Regions from separate parts of the Mus musculus genome. Here region 1 is linked to region 2. A link is a loop called in an ENCODE intact Hi-C map of the cell type or tissue named here. Cell type or tissue: left cerebral cortex. All regions are shown on one strand.

What was found. Peaks named below come from ENCODE experiments on the same cell type or tissue, not always from the same donor. Only the 100,000 strongest peaks of a DNase experiment are listed, where the experiment ranks them.
Region 1: a loop joins it to region 2, with 3 times the contacts of the local background. A loop is called at or near these places in 16 of 42 quality-filtered maps.

Annotation. Positions count from the first base shown.
Region 1 is chr4:150,611,639-150,619,638 of GRCm38, forward strand. Rere (arginine glutamic acid dipeptide (RE) repeats) reads left to right here. Exons shown (of 23, transcript NM_001085492.1): 14 at 349-441; 15 at 909-1,108; 16 at 2,087-2,248; 17 at 2,502-2,615; 18 at 2,839-4,193; 19 at 4,303-4,525; 20 at 5,121-5,841; 21 at 6,768-6,914; 22 at 7,387-7,567; 23 at 7,818-8,000. The coding sequence ends at 7,851. Among named protein-coding and RNA genes, the nearest start is that of Slc45a1, 37 kb to the right of the region's middle. In left cerebral cortex, no CTCF peak of the experiment used is centred here; a DNase peak (open chromatin) is centred at 4,612; H3K27ac peaks cover 398 bases.
Region 2 is chr4:150,343,504-150,351,503 of GRCm38, forward strand. All of the region lies in intron 1 of Rere (arginine glutamic acid dipeptide (RE) repeats), which reads left to right. Among named protein-coding and RNA genes, the nearest start is that of Rere, 66 kb to the left of the region's middle. In left cerebral cortex, CTCF peaks have their summits at 2,008 (motif pointing right), 2,249 (motif pointing right) and 3,978 (motif pointing right); DNase peaks (open chromatin) are centred at 1,006, 3,598 and 3,994.

The DNA.
Region 1 (8,000 bases), 270 kb after region 2:
GTGTGTTCTGCTTTGTGAGAGCCAGAAGCCATCTAGGTTCAATAAGACGGAATTCTAGGCTGCTCGGATGTACGAGGAAGGCATTGTGGGTACAGATTCACCTGTGCTGGCCACCACAGGATTCAGGTGTGAGTGACATCAGCCTCCCAAAATCTAGCAGGGCAGGACCTTGAGTACTTTCCGCACAGGTGCAAGCTCTTTGCTCTGGTGACAGCTCCTGAGGAATTAAAAATGAGCCTTTGTGACTGATGCTTACCTCAGTATGTGTGGTTATTTTACTGCTGGTCCCATTCCCAGCTGAACATGATGGTGTCTCTTCTGTTTCCACTTTGGCCCATCTTTGTACAGTGGACCTGAGTTCAGCTAGTGAGGATGACTTTGACAGTGAGGACAGCGAACAGGAGCTGAAGGGGTACGCCTGCCGTCACTGCTTCACCACCAGTAAGTGGCCTCGGGTGCCCTCCATGCAGGGCAGGTGCTCACTCCCGGGCCGGGCGAGGCTCTGGGCTGCCAGATTAAGAACCTTTCATGTGCTGGATGGAAGCGTGGTGAGCACTGACTGACTTGATGCTTGGGTTGCTTGAAAGCCTTGAGCCTTTCTTCTTCTGACTTGCTTCCCGGTGAGCTACGCTGTACTCAGAACTAACTTACTGGGTAGGAGGGACTCATACACGGTGAGGGGGCAGCTTCTGTTGTTCCTGAGCAGTGGTTATCATCTGAAAGAGGTGGCTACATGGGACTGGCCAGTGGAATCCCCTCATCAGCTTGGGTTGTCCAGGGGCAGGCATCTATCCAAGCTCATAGTCACTCTTGTGACTCAGGGTCAAGTGGAGCCCACAGAAGGGCCCCTCTGTTCAGATATCCCAGAGACAGATGGTTTCCAACATTGCCTGCCTCCACTCATGTAGCCTCCAAAGACTGGCACCACGGGGGCCGGGAAAACATCCTACTGTGCACGGACTGTCGCATCCACTTCAAGAAGTACGGTGAGCTGCCACCCATCGAGAAGCCCGTGGACCCCCCGCCCTTCATGTTCAAGCCTGTCAAGGAGGAGGACGATGGGCTCAGTGGGAAGCATAGCATGAGGACGCGGCGGAGCCGGGGCTCGGTGAGCGGGGGCGCGCACACACACACACACACACACACACACACACACACACGTGCCCTCCCTGAAGGCAGTGGCCTTGCCTGTGGACTGGGGCCATGGAGTGCTCAGGGAGCTTGGTGTTGTTTGTAATCCAGTGCCACCTCCCCCGGGCCCTCGGAACTCTTGTCTCGGGCATGTACGCCACTTGCCTCCAATGGGCACATCTCTAACTTTTAACTTCGTAGTTTCTTTTTCTTAGAATTTGATCCTACATTTTTACATAGGTTAGTGAAGATTTGTCCACCTAGCCATGGTGGCTCACATCTATAATCCTAACATTTGGGAGCTGTGGCAGAAGGATTGCCGTAAACTCAAAGCCAACCTGCCTACATGTGGTACCTTTAATCCCAGCATTCAGGAGGCAGAGACAGGCCAATCTCTGAATTTGAGGCCAGCCTGGTTTATGGAGTAAGGTCCAGGACAGCCAGGGCGACACAGAGAACCCCTGTTTGTGGGGTGGGGGAGCACAGCAATGGCTGCAGCTTTGTTTAACCTAGGTCAGGTGTGTCTAGGGCCATGCGAGGGTCTTTGAGGCTTGCGGCAGTGAGCACTGAGGGATCTTTCTCCCCAGCACTGACCTCTCCGAGGGCCTTTCTGGCAGGTGAACAGAATGGTCTGACCTCAGCTGAGCCACAGCCAGGCAACTGTGCGAGTTGCCTGCAGTACTTCACAGCCTTGTCTCCTTGGGTGACTTCTGTCCTTTTGATTAATCCACAGATGTTCTGTGGTGTGGTTTGTTGGTGAGCATGGGCAGTCAGCTGACTTCTCCTTACCCCTCAGAGCCCTGCTCATTTCCGAGGTCTTCCCTCAGGATGTGTTTCTGGGTTTGGGTGAATTTATGAACTCACTGTTGAGCCTACCTTGCCAATGACTAGACTTAGATGGCATCTGTGGGGCCTGGAAGTCCATTCTCACTTTTGTTTGGTTTTGGAGGGGCAGATGTCTACACTACGCAGTGGTCGGAAGAAGCAGCCCACCAGTCCTGATGGTCGTGCCTCACCCATCAATGAAGACATCCGATCCAGTGGCCGGAACTCCCCCAGTGCTGCTAGCACTTCCAGCAATGACAGTAAAGCAGAGACAGTGAAGAAGTCAGCCAAGGTCAGGGACTGGGGTGCAGTGGAAGCTCCCTGCTCTCTCCCTCCCATCTGGGCCTTGACATTTCCCTGGCTAGGGCCTAGAGAAATGGGGTCTTCTGCCACAAATTTGCCAAGGCCCCAGAGACAGAATGGAGTGGTTGGTAGGCTCCTAGGGCCGAGGATTCTCCTTTCTAGCTAGCTGCTCCTTTGGCCCCCTTATTGGCCCTTTGGAGAGCAGCGTCCACAAACTCTCATCTCTTCTGCTTCCACTGTAGAAGGTGAAGGAAGAGGCTGCATCCCCTCTGAAGAGCACCAAGCGCCAGCGGGAGAAGGTGGCCTCTGACACAGAAGACACTGATAGGATCACCTCCAAAAAGACAAAGACCCAGGTGAGGCTCCTGTGACACCCTGACACCCCACCTCCACTGCACACAAGCTCAGGTCCTCCTGGGGAAGGCATTGCCTAACTTCCAGGAAAGAACAAGTCTGGATCCTGCCTTCTTCGGGCAAGAGCTGAGCTCCCTGCTGCCTCTGCATAGACCTTGGTTGTGTCACACACTAGCCATGCGTGCAGAGCTCTACTTTCTACATCTCTTGCTTCTCTGCTTTTAGGAGATTAGCCGTCCCAACTCTCCCTCTGAAGGAGAGGGGGAGAGTTCGGACAGTCGCAGTGTCAACGATGAGGGCAGCAGTGACCCGAAAGACATTGACCAGGATAATCGCAGCACGTCTCCCAGTATCCCCAGCCCTCAGGATAATGAGAGTGACTCGGACTCATCAGCACAGCAGCAGATGTTGCAGGCCCAGCCCCCAGCCTTGCAAGCTCCCAGTGGTGCTGCCTCGGCTCCCTCCACAGCCCCTCCAGGAACACCCCAGCTTCCCACCCAAGGACCCACACCCTCTGCCACTGCAGTCCCTCCACAGGGCTCCCCTGCAACCTCACAGCCCCCTAACCAGACTCAGTCTACAGTTGCACCTGCAGCCCACACCCACATCCAACAGGCACCCACCCTGCACCCCCCTCGGCTGCCCTCACCTCATCCTCCACTGCAGCCTATGACTGCACCGCCTAGCCAGAGCTCTGCACAACCTCACCCCCAGCCCTCCTTGCACAGTCAGGGCCCGCCTGGCCCTCACAGCCTACAGACTGGACCCCTGTTACAGCACCCAGGACCTCCTCAGCCCTTTGGACTTCCTTCCCAGCCCTCCCAAGGTCAGGGCCCTCTGGGCCCCTCCCCGGCAGCAGCTCATCCTCATAGCACCATACAGCTTCCAGCGTCGCAGTCAGCGCTGCAGCCCCAACAGCCCCCAAGGGAACAGCCCTTGCCTCCTGCCCCTTTAGCTATGCCTCACATCAAACCCCCACCCACCACACCAATTCCCCAGCTTCCAGCACCACAAGCCCACAAACATCCGCCTCACCTCTCAGGCCCCTCCCCCTTCTCTCTGAATGCCAATCTGCCACCCCCGCCAGCCCTGAAACCCCTGAGCTCACTGTCCACACACCACCCTCCCTCAGCCCACCCTCCACCCTTACAACTCATGCCTCAGAGCCAGCCCTTGCCCTCTTCACCTGCCCAGCCACCTGGGCTGACCCAGAGCCAGAGCCTACCACCTCCTGCTGCCTCCCATCCTACCACTGGCCTCCACCAGGTGCCCTCCCAATCCCCATTTCCCCAGCACCCTTTCGTACCTGGAGGCCCCCCTCCCATCACCCCGCCCTCCTGCCCCCCCACTTCCACCCCTCCTGCCGGGCCCAGCTCCTCATCACAGCCACCCTGCTCTGCTGCTGTGTCTTCTGGAGGCAGTGTTCCTGGGGCGCCATCTTGCCCACTCCCTGCTGTGCAAATCAAGGAGGAGGCTCTGGATGAAGCTGAGGAGCCAGAGAGCCCTCCTCCACCCCCCAGGAGCCCATCCCCTGAGCCCACTGTAGTGGACACCCCCAGCCATGCCAGCCAGTCTGCCAGGTACTGCTTCTGAGGACCGTGGGCCCACCTGGGTGTGGGTGGACTTGGTGGAGGCGAGGAAGGGTGCGGCCCTCAGCAGGAGCCCCAACCAGACCTGCTACCTCTCTAGGTTCTACAAACACCTGGACCGGGGCTACAACTCGTGTGCACGGACAGACCTGTACTTCATGCCTCTGGCTGGATCCAAACTAGCCAAGAAGAGGGAGGAGGCCATTGAGAAGGCCAAGCGGGAGGCTGAACAGAAAGCCCGAGAGGAACGGGAGCGGGAGAAAGAGAAGGAAAAAGAGCGAGAACGGGAGAGAGAGCGGGAACGGGAGGCAGAGCGCGCTGCTGTGAGTCCTGAAGGGGCCTGACAAGCAGGAAAGCAGTGTCCCCAGCCAGGCGTGGCGACTGGCATGGATCCCAGGCTGTTAGTGTTCTCTAGGCTGTAAGCTATTTATTGCCCGGCAGTCAAGACTCTGACTGGTCCTTTGCTTGCAGCTTATAGAGTTGTCTCCTCCTTAATCTTGAGGTGTCAGAGAGACAGGAGGGGTGATTTAACAGGGGAGTGGGGATACACAGGGGCATCCTGTTTTGAAGCCCACTTGTGGGCTGGGTATCTGGTACCTGCTTGACCAGGAAGTATGAGGGATGCCAAATCTGGAAGTGGCAGCATTTGAAATTTCATCACAGTAGATTTCATAGCCTGCTTGGCTCTCTGGTGCATAGATACACAGCTGTAACTGTTAGCACAAGTGCACACATGCACTCATCCTCACTATAAGGGGAACTGCAGGCAGGCACAGATCAGAGTGTGGTAGTGGAGTCTGGGCTGTCCTGATGCCTGACCTGACAAAGATCCCTTGTCACTGTGTTGGGGTGAAGGGACTAAATTGGCCTACCTCTGTAGTGAGCGCCCGACTTAGACCCCCCTTTTTACTTCAGCAGAAGGCATCCAGCTCTGCACATGAAGGCCGTCTTAGTGACCCTCAGCTCAGTGGCCCGGGTCACATGCGACCCTCCTTCGAGCCACCACCGACCACAATCGCTGCTGTGCCCCCATATATTGGGCCTGACACACCTGCCCTCCGGACACTGAGCGAATATGCTCGGCCTCATGTCATGTCTCCCACCAACCGCAACCACCCCTTCTACATGCCCCTTAATCCCACCGACCCCCTGCTGGCCTACCACATGCCTGGCTTGTACAATGTTGATCCCACCATCCGCGAGCGGGAGCTCCGAGAGCGCGAGATCAGAGAGCGCGAGATCCGGGAGCGGGAATTGCGGGAGAGGATGAAGCCAGGCTTTGAGGTGAAGCCCCCAGAGCTGGACCCCCTGCACCCAGCCACCAACCCCATGGAGCATTTTGCCCGGCACAGCGCCCTCACCATCCCTCCTGCAGCTGGCCCCCACCCCTTTGCCTCTTTCCACCCGGGCCTCAACCCTTTGGAGCGGGAGAGACTGGCACTAGCAGGTCCTCAGCTGCGGCCTGAGATGAGTTACCCAGACAGACTGGCAGCCGAGCGCATCCATGCTGAGCGTATGGCATCACTCACCAGCGACCCCCTGGCACGACTGCAGATGTTTAATGTCACTCCACACCATCACCAGCATTCACACATCCACTCCCACCTCCACCTCCACCAGCAGGATCCTCTCCACCAAGGTGTGTACCCAATTCAGAAGCAAGGCTGGAGGCAGCTTCTGTCCAAGAATCACACTTCTTTCTGTGCTCTACACCTGGGCTTCCTTCGGCAGAGAGGCCTCTAGAGAAGCCTAGTCCTGTGCTGTGGGTAGGAGACAACAGATCAGGGCTCTCATGGCCTTCAGAGCCAGGTCTGGATATAGGCACTGGGCTACCTAAAGAAAATGCCTCTTTTCCCACAGTGGGGTGGGGAGGGGGTGCGGCGGAGGGCAGGACTTCCACTAGCTTTGAATCAGTGGCCAGGCAAAGCACAGCTCTGTCCTTTGGGAACTGAGTTCCTGAAGGTCCATTCTCTAGGCAGCTGCGGGAAGACTGGTCTGAGGCAGAGGCAGACACAGCAGGTACCACTCACTCCCTTCAAAGCTTCATGGAATTGGTTATGAGGGAGGCTGGCTATGAGTCCAAAAAGTGGGGCAGCATTGAGATCAGAGGGCTACTGCAATGGGTGAGAGTAAGCCAGGGTGAGCAGCCAGAAGGGCCCACAGAAGGCCTGAGGTTGAGTGCTCCTCACCGGGGACCCAGGACAGGACTGACCAGGGTGAATACACTGCATAGATTATGAAGAAGAAATGGCATTAGCTGTGAGCTGAGGAGCTAGAGCTGCGTCCACCTATGCTGGGTTCTCAAAGACGCACAATGCTCAGCTGTTTTAGGCGTGGTGGCAAGAAATGGCTGGTCAGGGCTGAGCTCTGTACTGCTCTCCGCCTTACTACTGTACTCCCCAAAAGGAGGTCAGGACTCTGCAGCCAGGTGATAGTTCCCATCCTCATGAGCCAGAGCCATCTTGGGTGAAAGGGAAGTCACAGTGGGACTCAAAGGAAGGAGAGCCAGAGCCATACACCTGCTACATCTGGACCTGAGTCTGTCTGTCTGTTTGTTTGTTTTAGGTTCAGCAGGCCCAGTTCACCCCCTGGTTGACCCCTTGACTGCTGGCCCTCACTTAGCTCGCTTCCCCTATCCCCCGGGCACCCTCCCTAACCCTCTACTTGGACAGCCCCCTCACGAGCACGAGATGCTGCGCCACCCAGTTTTTGGTAAGAAATCACTGGAGGACAACGTGGGGTTCCAAATGGAAGTTGGGATTGAGTCAGATCAGCAGCTCACTTTACCAACTGCACATAGGGACCAGGCAGGTAGACTGCTGGGCAGGGTTTGAAGTACAGAGGCCATAAATGCACAGCAAAATAGCCTGGCAGGAACCAGGCCTGCCTGGGCTGCAGGCACCTGACAGGTTGAGGTCTGGGGAGGAGGAGAAGAGGGCAGGCAAGGTCTGGGCATGAGGTCTAGGAGTCGCTGGTATAAGCTCCTGGCTTCAGGGCCTCTGCTGAGCAGCCCTGCCCCTGGGGAAGCTCTGTAGAGCCTGGGAAGGGCTGGCTCGGCTTTCCTTGCTGGGGAGTGAGCACTCTGCTGAGCCCTCTCCCCTCCTTCCTGGTCTGTCTTGGTTGCTCTGGTCATGGCTGCTCCCTTGACTTGTTTTTGTAGCAGAGCCTGTTTTGCGCTTGGCAGGCACCCCCTATCCCCGAGACCTGCCTGGGGCTATTCCACCCCCCATGTCAGCAGCCCACCAGCTTCAGGCCATGCATGCCCAGTCAGCCGAGCTACAGAGACTAGCCATGGAGCAGCAGTGGCTGCACGGACATCCACACATGCATGGTGGCCATCTGCCAAGTCAGGAGGATTATTACAGGTGAGGTGAGGGGGGCACAGGCTTCTCACCCCAACCTTATCCCCATGAAGCAAGCACCAGGGCCACCCCCTTTTTTCTGAGAGAAAGGGATGGATGCATGCGAGCATGACTTGGCTACGAGAGACTGCTGGGTGGGGTGGAACCTAGAAGCAGACAGATTGGCCAGTCTTTGCCTGTAGCTGCAGGGTCGCCTCCTGCATCACCTAGCATGTCCTGATGTCCATTCTTCTGTTTTCTCGTTTCTCACCAGTCGACTGAAGAAAGAAGGTGACAAGCAGTTATAAGTTATTTATTTGTTAATGCTGGCTGTGGAAACCCCAGTTCTAGGGGGCAGAAACAGGACATTTACATCTAGTAGGGGCTGCAAGAGCAAAGAGGAATATCGTCTAAAGATTTCTCTATATATTTAAAACCCACAACTAAAACACATCTG
Region 2 (8,000 bases):
CAGTTTCTCTGGAATTTTCAGACTGTGTTTGGGCTAGAGCATGGAGACTGTTTGGAAATGAAGGGTGCATCTGTCAATGCTTTGGGGATAGAGTGGGGGCAGGGCACAGTGTTTGAGACAGCACTAAACTGTGAGATTGTAGTAGTGACCATGACCAAGACCGCAAACTGAGCTTTTGAACTAAGGCAGTAATTGTGTTAAAATGAACAGGAAGAGATCTTTGAGGTATGTGGTGAGAGAAGAATATTCAGGAGAGCCAGGAGCATGGGGACTCAGCTTCACATTTCCCCACAGAATGTCTTTTGACAAATAATTTCACTTTTGAGTTTTCATTGCCTAAAAATTAGTCAAGATAAATGATGGTGTTTTTCTTAAAGAAATGGTTTCAATTTTATATGAGATTCTATGTATCTGTGTAGTATAGTGTTGGTATATATGCTGTATATCTTGTCATCTCCAGTAACTTTTAGGAGGGGGGATAATAGTAACAACACAGTCAGATGAAGGACAAGGCCTGGTGGGCACATGCCTATAATATAAGTTTGGGGAAGGTTGAGGCTGGAGGATTGCTGTGAGCCAAGGCTAATCTGGGGTGTAAGAGGAATTCCAAGTCAGCTGGACTACATACACAGTGCGGGAACAGGTTGATGGCTAGATGTGTATGGAGTGTGGCTTGTGAGCTCTAGTGTGCTGTTGGCTAAGTGCTTTGAGCATAGGAAGAGTCCTGCATTAGAGAAGGTGATGATTTAGTCAGTCGTGTTCCCTCTCATTTTAATGACTTAATGGCACAGCCGAGGCTAGATAGTGAGACTCTTGTTTAAAAAGAAGGAGAAAAGGCTGAAAAAGCAAGCTGTAAAACTTACCGACTGTCTGAGTCAGGGTTTCTATTCCTGCACAAACATCTTGACCAAGAAGCATGCTTTATTGCGTGTATGCTGATGAGCAGTTTGAATGAAATGTCCACGCCAAAGTCTGTCCTTTCGTAGCTCATTTCGTGCACTTGGTGAAAGTCACTCTGTTCTCTTCCCACGTAGGACTGACTTGATAGCTAATAGCCAGTGTCTGCTTTGTTCCAGAAATCTTGCTAATTCTTTGGGATTTACTGTGGTGAAGAGACTTTGCTTGTCTGAAGCATATGAAGTGATACAGTTTTGGTAGCGTGTGGTGTTCTGAGGTTGTTAGGTGACTCACAGCAAGAGAGAACTAACTTGAGACCCAAAGGATGGTGGCTAATCTTTGTTGTCAAGTTGTGGAATCAACTGGGCTTAACTGTGAGGGATTTCCTTAATTGGATCATTTGAGGTAAGAAAACTCACCCTAACGCTTGACCATGCCTTCTGGCTGCTGCCCAATGCCACAGAAAGAAGATGGGAGAAGGAAGCTTTGCTTTTCCTGTGCTTGCCTTCACTCTCAGTGGCACTGTCTGTCCTGTTACTGGTCTGTCCTGCCGTCCCTTCTCTGTCCCCTCCCCTGCTAGAACCTACTTTTAGGAATTCTAGCATGCAGTGAAGACCAGCAGTTCTTTAGGAAACCCTCTGTAACTCTAGCATCAGACACTGAGAATGTTGAGGCATCCAGTCCTATGGAGTGAACAGTTACTGGATTCTTGTCCTTTGCTTCAGGAGATAGCATTGTTGTACCATCTAGACCACAGCCTTTTAATGTAAAAATTATATTCCTTCTGTTCCTTTTGAGAACCCTGACTGAAAAGTGGGTGTCACAGTGAGGAAAATGGAAGTCTGTTTTGGGCAGAGGGAACCCATGTGTGATGATGGTCCAGAGGCAGAACAGGATAAACAAGCAAAAGAGACATCATTGCACATGTCAAATTCAGAGCTCCTAATTTCTGGAGCAAAGATAAGGGAAGGGAGGGTCTGTGTAGGCATCTCTTTCTTTCTTTCTTTCTTTCTTTCTTTCTTTCTTTCTTTCTTTCTTTCTTTCTTAAGATTTATTTATTTTATGTATGTGAGCACACTGTTGCTATCTTCAGCCACTCCAGAAGAGGGCATCAGATTTGAAATAATATTTTTTCCCATTTTTTTTAATTTAAATTTTATTTTTTAAAGATTTGTTTGTTTTGCCGGGCGGTGGTGGCACACGCCTTTAATCTCAGCACTTGGGAGGCAGAGGCAGGCGGATCTCTGAGTTCGAGGCCACCCTGGTCTACAAAGTGAGTTCCAGGACAGCCAGGGCTACACAGAGAAACCCTGTCTTGAAGAACAAACAAACAAACAAAAAGATTTGTTTTATTTATATGACCACACTGTAGCTGTCTTCAGACACACCAGAAGAGGGCATCAGATCCCATTACAGATGTTTGTGAGCCACCATGTGGTTCCTGGGAATTGAACTCAGGACCAGGAAGAATAAATAGTCAGTGCTCTTTAACTACTGACCCATCACTTCAGCCCAGTAATAATTTTTAAAGAAGAAAAAGAAAACACTGGACTTGTCATTGAATCTCTTGAAAAGCCTAAGGTGAAGAGTCCTATTGAGTCTGTTACACTGTCAGGTCTTCCTGTGAGTCCACATCATTTCATCTCCAGTATTAGGATGTAGTGGAGATGGAGCTCATAAACACAGCATCCTCTAAGTGTCCGTCTGGAGAAGGCTGACGGGTGTGTCAGTGCTGGCTATAGGAGTATCCAGTCTCAATTCTGTCATTGTGGGAAAGCAGGCTTGTGTAGATAGGTTCATGTGTACAGCTTTACTTTACAAACCCAGGCCGTCGTCATTGCTGACCTGTAGCGCTCGCAGGCGTTTTGTCTTTCACACTCCCTCCCTCCCTCAGCTCATCTACTGCATTGCAGTGGAACCTCAGATTACTTTTTTTGTTTGTTTTTTGTTTTGTTAATCTTTTGAGATGGGGCTTCTCTGTATAGCCTTAGCTGTCTTGGAACTTGCTTTGTAGACCAGGTTGGCCTCAAACTGAGAACCCAGAGATCCACCTGCCTCTTCCTCCTCAGTACTGGGATTAAAGATTACCCACTTTCAAGATTACTTTTATTAGGTGATTTTCAAAAGTAAAAATGGACATTTAGGTATGAAGCATTAGTTTGGTTTCCTATTTCAATTTTTTTTTTTTGGAGTATTGAATATAAAGGTCTGGGCCCCTCAATGATTTCCCCATATTCACCTGAAAGATTTCTTTTGTGCACTGGCAAGAATTAGGATAGCTGTTCAGAAACAATAACACTGTCAGGAGCAGTGATGGTTCTCTTTAAATCTTTTTTTCTTTCTTTTTAGGAGGACGACAAATGTAGATTAAAACAAGCCCTGGTCACTCACTGTGACAAGCAAGGCCCCACCCACCCAGTACTGCCAGTGGTGCACATTAATGAATAACATTAATGAATAACTTTTGATTAGCTCTTCAGTATCAGGAATTGCAGCTTGTTTACTTCCTGTCCTTACCGTGTTGCTTATTGCGTGCTCAGGAAAAGTGGGCCTTGGAGTGTGTGCTTTGACACAGGTCTTAGTGGCCATGGCTTCTCATTAGCTCCTCAGGATCCCTTTGGAATCCTGGTTGCCTGGCAGGAGGAGAGGCAGGAGCTGTGAGGAGCTGCCTGGGCTGATGAGAGCTGGGGAAGGGGGAGGGGGAGAGGGAGGAAGGGGGGCTGGTTCCCTGGTGGGAGCGGTGGCTCTTTTGGCTGAGCTTGTGCTCCTGGCTCTGGGAGCTAATTAGTATATGCTCCAAGTGGTCTTTGTTTTATGGATAGCTTCAGTTTGAATTCTTTTAAAACTTTTTAAAAGAAATGCAAATTAGAAAATTCTGTTTTGGGTACAGTCCTTTCTCTTTTGGCAAGTATTTTTGACCTTTAATAATAGTAATTGAAATATTATAGGCTTTAATAACAACTACTACTAATCCACTAAAAAGGTCAGCCTACAATATTAGAATACTGAGCACTTGTGTAATTAGAAGAGTTTTATAATTAGTGTTTAATTATTTCAAGGCTAAGAACAGTATCAGAAGGAGACTCTAGAGGGCAGTGCAGCTCAGCGTATTCGTCCTCTTGCCTCTTAAGTTTTCATTTGGAAAAACAATCCAGGTATTTGCTTTGGGATCTTCCCACATGGTTTTCCAGGTTTTTGGAAATGTAAGTTTTGGAAAGAAGTGATCTGGTTTGTCTTAAAAAGTTTGTTAGATAATACATCATAATGATTTGACCTTAGAGAATGACTTTGCCTGGTATAAACACACTGCCATATAAAAGCTGGGATTTTTATTGACTCGCTCAGTTGAACTGAATTTGCTTTTTGGGCATTTGTGGAACAAATGCAAAAGGAAGGGAATAGCTGGTGTTTGCAAGCCTTTCTTAGGTAGGAACTAGGCATACCCTCTGCTAGAAACTGACATTTTCAACAACTGAGTGGAAATTGTAAATGCCCAATGGATTGATGTCTTCCAGTGCCAAATGTTCCAGAGTTCCTTAGGTATTATGTGCACTACATTCAGCAGTATTTCAAAGGTATTAAACCAATCACTTCCTCTTTAATTTATTTACCTTTAGGGGTTAAACTAATGGTCTCATATATTGGCATAGGCAGGTCTTGGACTTAGAATTCTTTTTTCCTTAGCCTCCTGTATACCTGCAATTACATGTATGTGCCAATAGGCCTGATCTTTCCCTCAGAGTCTTAAAGGTGTGTGGTGTGTATATTCCAGGGAATTCTAGTCCATGCATCATTGTTGTTATTACTGTTTTCTTCCTCTTCTCCCCCTCCCCTCCCCTCCCTTTCCCCCTCCCCCTCATCCCCCCTTCGTCCCCCCCCCCCTTCTTCTTTGGATTGAACTTAGAGCCTTGCACAGCATATAAGGCAAGTGTTTTAAGCATTGAAGTATGTCTTTAGCCATTTATAAATTTTATTTCGGGATAGAGTTTTGTTAAACTGTTCACTTTGATCTTTGCATGCAGTCTAGGCTGTCTTCAAACTTGTGTTCCTGCTCCCTCATGTACTTTTGAGTCATCTGAGTAAGCCATCAAGTCTGTCTGGAAAGAACTGTTTTCAAGTCTAAATGAGCCTTTAAAAATTATTATATACATTTATTTATTTAGAAAATACACATAAACACAGAGAGAGAGAGAGAGAGAGAGAGAGAGGATGATTTGTTTTTTTTCCTTAAAAAAAATGGTTGTAACTCTTTTAGGTCAAAGCTCTGTTCAGTCTAATAACAAGCCTAACCACAGGTAGAAAATGATGGCAGTCAAAAGACAGCTGGTGGGAGTCAATTCTCTCCTTATCCCATGTGTCCCAAGGGATCTACCTTAGGTCATCAGGTTTGGTGGCAAGTGCATTTACCATCATTCCAGCCTCTAAATGAGTTTTTGTCTGTGTGTGTGTGTGTGTGTGTGTGTGTGTGTATGCAGCATGTATATGGAGGCCGGAAGAGAGTGTTGCCTCCCTTGCAGCTGTTGTTGCAGGCTCTTGTGATCTGCCTTGACATAGGTGCTTAGAACCAAATTTAGGTCTTTTAGAAGAGCAGAAATTACTTTAATCAGTGGCCCAGCTCTCTAGCCCCATATGCTTTAGTTTTTTGTGATAGAATTTTACATAGCTCTGGCTGGCTTTGAACTCTTGATTCTTCTGTCTCGATTCTCTTACGTGCTGGGATTGTTGACTTGTGCCATCAGGACTGGCTAAAACAAAGCTATTCAGTTGCATTTATTAGCTGTATCGAATTCCAGTTTATCACTCTTGCTGGGAAGCCTGCCTGTTAAAGCACACTAATATCTGCAGATTCCTGTACAAGCACAGGCAGGGCAGATGAGCAGACTGAGAGGCCGCTTAGGGGCTCCACAGGGAGCTCAGCTGAGTGCCTGTGCCCCTGCCTGTCACCCAGTCCCTGTGGTTAAATTAAATTGTTGTTGGACCTATAACAGGTACAGCCATTTCTTTGGAAAGAAACCGATTAAGAGTTCAAATGATAATCCTATGTGGGGCTGGTGTTACGAGCTCTGGCTGCTCTTCTGAAGGACCCACATGGCAGCTCACAAGTGTCTGAGGCTCCAGTTCCAGTGGACTTGTCACCTTCACACAGACACACATGCAGGCAAGGAATAATAATAATAATAATAATAATAATAATAATAATAATAATAATAATAATAACAACCCAGTAAATTTTGTTTTAAAACGGCCATCCTGTGCATTAGCTTTGGTTATGGGCATTAGCTCACAGCTTCCGGACGCTGTCCAGGTCAGCCCGCTTCTGGTCTTTTCCCACACCGTAAGCACAGGAAGCACATAAGGTAACTGTCCGTTACTCCTCCTCCTCCTCCTCCTCCTCCTCCTCCTCCTCCTCCTCCTCCTCCTCCTCCTCCCTCTCCACACTTCCTCCTCTCTTGGTGAGGGCCTCATGCCCCTTGACCCTTCTCTATTCACTTTTTCTTAGAAGGGGTGAAAAGGGAAGTTGATTGAAGGCTTTTACAGAAAGGAAGTTGAGTAGTCATTATATAATGTCTACAAATAGAAAGCCTTTCATGAAAGGGACATAGAGTAAATATTTTGGGCTTTGCTGGCTCTGTTGTATACATTCCACTTTCCAATTCCACGCTGCCTCTTTGTTTTTCATGAGAGGATTTCTCTGTATAACAGCACTGGGTGTCCTAGAACTCACTTTGTAGTCTAGATTGGCCTCAGACTCATAGAGATGCCTTGCCCCTGCCTCCTGAGTGCTGGGATTAAAGGTGTGTGCCACCACTGCCTAGCCACCTTCCCCTGCCCTCTTTTATTTTTAAAGATTTAATTTATTTTATATGTTTTAGTGTTTTGCCTGGATGTATCTGTACCATGTGCATGCCTGAGGAGATTAGAAGAGGGTAGCAGATTCCCTGGAACTGGTATTAACGATGGTTGTAAGCTACCTTGTGGGGTGCTCAGAATCAAATAGAGGTCCTCTGTAAGAGTTGTAAGTGCTCTTAATGGCTTAGCCATCTCTCAAGCCTCCTTTAACCTTGTCTATGACATACAAAAGTTGACATAAGCAAATAAGTAAATGAACAGACACGAACATTTTCAATAAAAATTTACCTATGAACATTGACATTTGAATTTTCTGTGCCATAAAATATTTTTTCCTTTTTAAATTCACGCTCACAATTATTTGTATATAGAGAAACCATCATAGCCCACCGTCTACTTCTGTACAGCCTATATAAACTATGATGGTTTCTGTATTTACCCAGAAGTGACAACTTCAGCTTATGCATATAAATTGGGTTGCTTTTGTTACCATAAAGAATGAATGTACTTGTTAGTATAATAGATGATTTTTTTTTTTTTTTTATTGTGTGCTGCTCAGGATCAAATACAGGGCCTTTTGACTGCTTGACCCGTGCCCTGCCACTGAGTGTATCTCCAATTAAGAACAGTTTCTGATGGTAACTTTTCGGTTCACAGGTAGAATACTTGGTGGTAACAAGATTAAAACTCGTTTTCCGAGGCTTGGGAAGATTGCTTAGTGGATAAGAGCACTGCCTGCTCGTCTAGGTTCTGTTCCCTGAGCCCACACGATGCTTTACATCATGGTAACTTAAGTTGTATAGGACCTAATGTCTTCTGGCCTTCACAGGCACCAGGCATGAAGTAATCACTCATACATACTACAAAATAAAATAATAAAAGATGAACAAATATAGTTAGTAAAATATAAAGCTACTTTTCTGTGTCAGACTGGCACTTTGGCCGAGGCTTAGAGCAGACTCTTTGGAACAAGTTGAGGAGCCCATTGCAGCTCTGCAGGGTGATTTGCCATCAGCACATCGTTGCCGGGAAGATGGGCTCCAGGCTGGAAACAAAACATGATTCTCTTTCAGGATGTTCTGTTATGTTGGTTTGTGTAGTGTAGTAATAGAAGTCTCCCAGAACTGGAAAGCAGGTTGTCTCAAATTTTTATGTGTTCTCAGAAATAAAGCCTTTTTATTTGAAAGAGCCAAACTGTCCTTTATAGGAAGAGTGACTTTTCTTCCTGGGTTTCATCTTAAACCACAGCCTAC